Linked DNA regions of Mus musculus: region 1 is linked to region 2. Evidence: chromatin loops called from intact Hi-C (ENCODE). Cell type or tissue: gastrocnemius. All regions are shown on one strand. Each heading gives the region's core, and the rest is flanking DNA. Links, peaks and the distances in the headings are about the cores only.

The links. A loop is a pair of places that touch in the nucleus more often than their neighbours do. Peaks named below come from ENCODE experiments on the same cell type or tissue, not always from the same donor. Only the 100,000 strongest peaks of a DNase experiment are listed, where the experiment ranks them.
Region 1: it touches region 2 in a loop (2.1-fold over the local background); 5 of 42 quality-filtered maps call a loop at or near these places.

What each region holds. Positions count from the first base shown.
Region 1 is chr12:99,542,797-99,545,701 of GRCm38, forward strand. It overlaps a transcript of Foxn3 not described here. Among named protein-coding and RNA genes, the nearest start is that of Gm26839, 20 kb to the right of the region's middle. In gastrocnemius, for the core only: a CTCF peak has its summit at 1,207 (motif pointing left); no DNase peak of the experiment used is centred there; H3K27ac peaks cover 1,506 bases.
Region 2 is chr12:99,392,625-99,395,529 of GRCm38, forward strand. All of the region lies in intron 1 of Foxn3 (forkhead box N3), which reads right to left. Gm51999 reads left to right here. Exons shown (of 1, transcript XM_030247043.1): 1 at 1-1,020. The coding sequence ends at 1,005. Among named protein-coding and RNA genes, the nearest start is that of Gm51999, 1.9 kb to the left of the region's middle. In gastrocnemius, for the core only: a CTCF peak has its summit at 1,215; DNase peaks (open chromatin) are centred at 514 and 1,030; H3K4me3 peaks cover 1,245 bases; H3K27ac peaks cover 2,500 bases.

The DNA.
Region 1 (2,905 bases), core at 250-2,749, 150 kb after region 2:
TCCCTCAGCTTATTGTTTATACATTTGTTCATCATTCTTTTAATGATTACCCAGAGTTTAAAATATGCATCCTTAACTTAGCAATGGTTAATACAAACTAGCCCTTCACCACGAGGAACTCGGGACAACTTTCACTTTATTAGCTTCTTTGCTTACACTCTTCCTTGGCCATTTGTCTACTCCCTGTCTATGTTAAGCTCCGTGGGGCTCAATTACCATTATTTATCTAGTCAATATTTACTTACATTGAACGAATTGTTGTTTCTGTGGGTCTTCCCTGCTTCCTGCAGATCCGAGCACTCATCGGGAACAACATTCCTTCTATCCTACAGGTACCCTTGAAGGAGTTGTCTTTAGTGCAAGTTAGCCCGGCCACCCTTTAAAACCACTGGTTTTTCAATCTTGAAGAGTCTTAGATGCTGAACCTGACAAACAGTTGTTTTCCTTCAGCAATGACACACAAAAAGTTCCACTTCCACCTGATCCTTATTGTTTCCATTAAGACACTCTGCTGTCAGTCTCATGGTGGCTCCATTAAGGCAAATAGTTGCTGGTCCTAACTCTAACTACTGTTTGTTTTCAGAATTGTACAATGCTAGAGTATGTGTGCACGAGCACATATATATGTATATATGTATGTACACTGTTCCATATCTTAGGGCTTCCCCAACATTCTCTGGGCCTGTGAGATGGCTCAGCAGGTCAAGTTGCACATTGCCAAGCCTGACAACTTTAGTTCAATCCCAAGGGCCCACATGGTTTAAGGAGAAAGCCAAATCTCATAAAGTGCCCTCTGACCTTCACACACAGTCACAGCATGTGCCCCTCCCTACGCACACATACACCCACAGTAAATAAATAAGGGTTACAGAAACTTGAAGCTGGGCATGGGGGCACGTGCATTTAATCCTGGCATTCGGGAGGCAGAAACAGGTGGACCTCTGTGAATTCAGTCCAGCTTGTTGTACATAGAGAATTCTAGGCCAGCCAGGGCTACGGTGGGAGAGCTTGCTTCAAAACAAAACAAAACAAAACAAAATAGAACAGAAACAACAAAACCTGAAACACTGCCCCCCACAAACACCTCTTCTGTCTCATTTTCTCTCTCTTGATGAATATACAGTTACATATCTGTGGGGTATTCCTACCACATTTTATGTCTTCATGATCTTGTTTATTGTCTGTGCTGCCACCTCCCGGTGTCACTGTTCTTGTTGCTATCTCATTATTACTTTGGCACTGAGGACAGACTCCAGGGCCCCACAGAAGTACACTCCAGCCTTGGGCTTTATTTCCTTCTGCTCCATCTTCTAAGTCACCAATTCTCTCTTCACTGGCATCCCCTTTATTGAATCCATCCATTTCGCCTCCGAAAACACTTCCTTGGAGTACAAGAAGCCATTTACACGCCATTAAAGTCACCAACTACAAGGATTCATTTAATGGTTTTCATGAATCCAATCATACCATCATAGCCTTCTCTGAATCCAATCTTAGGTCGTTTCTATCACCCCAGAAAGCATGCTCTCCTGGGATTTAACCGCAGCAAGTATTCCAAAAGGTCAATTGTTTGTCTTACATTTTAGCCCTCTGGATATATGAATTATGGATATTGGTTAACAAAGTCACACTAGTAACAGGAAACAGGCCCAGAGGCTCAGCTTCCCTTCTGTGGGTTTTCACCTTCAACCTTGTTCCTCAATGCCTTGATGGATCTCCAGGACTCCGGTTTTGTTTTGTTTCTTCTTTTTGATTGTAAGCAACTTTTCTCTGCAGAAGAGGAGACCTGAACAAACTACATCTGCTAATGTTAGACACACTGACAGCCCACGCGAGCGAGCGAGCGAGCTAGCTAGGTGAGCAAAACTTATCATGCAAATGAGGACGCTGATGGGAGATAAAAATAGACATCAGTGGGGACCTCACTGCGTCTGCGGGCACAGACCAGAAGCACCACAAACAAAGCAGAATGTTTGGTCAACCTAACCACAACAAAGGACGCCCTCTGCTAAAAATACACACTTAAAGACCACGGTGCCCATAGGAAAATTATTAGTTCTTGACTCTTTCCTTTGTGCTATTTGATGCTAAAGAGAGAAAGGAACAAATGCTCACTGGGGCAGGGACACTCAGTACCTCACGGCATCAGCAAGATGGAACTCACTATGATGTCAGTCTGTCAGGTCCTGTATGTCATTGATGCCCTGAGATTTAGTAAATAAGACAGATTTTGTGTGTGTGTGTGTATACTAATACATGTCTGGGAAGTTTTGGAGTGGAGAAAAAAACCTGACAAGCTCTATATGACAAGCCGTATGCCTCCTTCTCTTCCTCTAGTTTATTTTAAAATGCTATACTCTGCTCTTTTGTACAAAATTCTATCCCCTATTTTATAAAAGAAAAAGCCACAGTAGTGAAGGGCCTGGTGTAGTAGCCTTTGAGAAGGCTAGCCCTGCCTGTTGGATCATCCTTACAGTGACTCTTCTTGGTCAGACAGGAACAGAGTCTAAGGAGAAGCAGTATTCTCAAGCAGACCAGTGGTGTGGTTGCTGCCTAATTATAGCCTCACCACATCTTGCATTTGCAAGATGTCTGTCCTTTCCTGGAATTTTAATGATGCTATTCAGGATATCACTTCCTATTCTTAATTTGCCTGTTTTAGAGAACTTGATTCCAAACAATGTTTTGGATACAAACAGTCCGACATTTTTCCAAAACACAGGCTTTATTGGCATATAAAGCGATTTGCCACATGCACAGTGTTTACATCCTAGCAGGTGGATAATAGATCAGAGTTACAGCAATGTCAGGGGACTTTCCCATCCATAGTACATGGCATGGGAGAAAGAAAACCACTCAGCGAAAAGAAAACAGAATATGATTCCAACAATTTAACTTCCGTCCA
Region 2 (2,905 bases), core at 181-2,680:
GTCCCCCCACCCCGGGTCCAGCTTGGCCCGCGCCCCGCATTGCGAGCCCCGTCCCCGTGCCGCTGCGACGGCTCTGGAATGCGGACCCCAGCCTGGGTGGTGCGGGCGGGCGCGGGCACCGACTCACCTGGCCGAGCGCGGCGCCGGGCCGCCGCTGCCTTCAGCGCAGCCGACAAAGTTTCGCTGGCGCCCAGCGGGCATCGCTCGGGGTCCCGCAGTGGACGCTCGAGCCCTGGGCGGGCGGCGGGGGGCGGCCGCGGATGCGGGCGACAGGGGTGCGGGAAGCGGCGCGGCATGGGCCCCGAGCGAGCGTCCGCGGGCGCCGCGTCCTCCCGCCGGCCCCGCCGCTCTCCACGCCCCGTCCCGCCTCCCGCTCGCCTCCGCTGCGGCGCGTCGGGGCCGGGGCGCGCCGAGCGGCGAGAAATTGTTTCCACTGCAAACAAAAAAAGGCGACACATGACCAGGCAGGAGGAGGGGAAGCGCGGGGAGGGAGGGGCGGAGAGAGCCGGAGAGACGGAAAACGTGGGCTGGGCGACCCCGAGCTGCGGCGCGGGTCCGCAGGGAGGCCCTTTGGCCAGGCTGGGTTCCCGGGCTCCCGTGCGGCACCCAGGGACCCAGGGGAGCCGGGCAGGTGGCGCGTGGCCGGCCCTCTCCCCTGCTTCAGGCCACACGGGCGGTGCTGCGCAGCTGGCAACGTGTCGCCGCAGCGCTTTTACCCCGGCCGCCTGCCTTACAAGGCTCGAAAGTAAAAATAAAAAGAATTACGACGCGAGCGAGGCTTCTGAGGGTGAAGAGAGAAGACTCCACTTCTCTCCAACTACTACTGCAGCACTCCCGAGGCGGGTCCAGTCCTCCTCCACCATGTACCTCTTGCCGGGGACGAAAAAACTGATCCCCAGCCTAGGTTGCCTTGGCTTCGGAGGGCAGGAGGATGGCCGCAACCACCAAGGGAGAGGTGAACCCCAAACGCAACGTCAGTGGGTTCTCCCCAGTAGGCTGGGCTAAGGGCCCCCATCTGGAAGGAAAACAAATCTCCGTCCTTTACCATTTTGAGCTTCATCAACTAAAACGATAATCTGCAGCCTCCCACCCCGCGCCCCCCAATGGCGCAGCCACTTCACCCAGTCTCCAGACACCTCCAGAGAATGGCCACCCACTGCTCAAGGCTCACCAGCCGGCTGCCTTTGGTGAGGATGAAAGCAGAGTCCAATAGGACACCCTGCTGGTGACATAAATAAAAATAGGATTGTGCACCACTCCCAGGTAGCTAGGCGAGCAGGTCCTACAAAGAGAAGCCCAAAGCCATCCTCCCACGCCCACCAGAAAAGTGGACAGCTATCTGTGAACTGGGCTGAAAAACCCAGCTGGACAGGAACTTTTATCATAGCCAGACAGGGAGAGAGAGAACAGTGAGAGAAATACCACGTGCTTCTGAGAAGTTTGTTTCAAAAAGAAAAAAAAAAAAAAAAAAAAAAAGAAAGAAAGAAAGAAAGAAAGAAAACTCCAAACCAATCTGAGACTCAATCCCCCACTTAACAAAACTTCAAGATTAGGTAGGTGGCAGGCAATCTTCAGCAATTCAGACTCACAGAGACTTCACTCCTTGCCAAGCAGCCAGAAGACCTGAAGAAGCCCAAGGTAGCCTGAGGTCATCCAGCGACACCTATGTTATTGAGCACATCTTGTGACTAAGCGCGGAAGGTACCCGGTGGCAGGCACATTAGATCATCTCTGGAGTCGCACACCAGTGATTCTAAGGCCCACTACTGGTAACCCAAACCAGGACAAGAGAAGATCAGCCACCTGTGGCTCAGCTAGGGCAGGTCCCCCTCCTACAACAGCGTGTCACTTGACAATCTTTAATCCTCACCAAAGGTCAAAACTGACTTTAGAGAATGTACTCTCCCTGCTCCGCCTTGAGCTGCCAGCCCGCCCAACCCCTCTCACACTTCCTAGGCATCTCTCTACTTAAAGTAGGCCCAGCACATTATTTCCTCCCCAGTCCTTCTTCCTAGGTTCTCAAAGCAGGTTGATTAGGCCTGAACTATGTATGTCATTCTTAAAACTCCCTTCCTGGTCTACAGAGTGAGTTCCAGGACAGCCAGGACTATGCAGAGAAACCCTGTCTCGGAAACAACAACAACAAAAACTCGCCTCCTAGGGTGTGAGCTGGCCATGCCAAATAAACAAAAACTGAACACACAGGACAAGTTTAGGCTCTAAGAAGCCATCGAGAGAGGAAGGAGCACAGTGAGTGGGGAAGCTGCCTTTAATGGGCTGGTCTTATCTTTCCTTTCCCTCTGAGGGCATTCGCAAGCTGAATGAGTAGCTTGTCTGGAGAAGCCTATGAGAAACATCTGGAAAGCCAACCCTAAGTCCCAATACCCTTAGGTGGGGGTCCTAGCTGTACACATCAAAGGAGCCCCCCACCCGGGGGCTGATTGTGCTGACAACCTCTACCTCAGGCAGGAGACGGAAAAGGGGCAGCAAACAGATTTATTGAGTATGACTTGATTTCTTATTTTTCCCTTTTCCGTTCGAGATATGCTAAGAGATGTCAGGCAGGTGTTGTCCCAAAGAGAGAAAGGAAGGCTGATAAGGAAGGTGCAAGGTCCACAGGTCTGCCTGCCTGGTGATCTAAAATGGACCCCAGCAGACCTTTGCTGTAAGCCAGAGTGAGCTTGGTGTGCCCTCCTCCAACAGTGATTCAACAGATCCCTGGCTCTGGGACAGGCAGCCTTGACATTAGCATCCAGGGGCCAAATTCCTGTAGGAATGGCCTCATGCTCAAGTTCCTGCTGTGTTTTCCAAATATACCCTAATATCTTGGGTGCCAAGAAATCTCAAGCAGGCCAAATAATTTAAACTATTGTTTTAAATAGCTATTTGACAGCAGAATCCTATC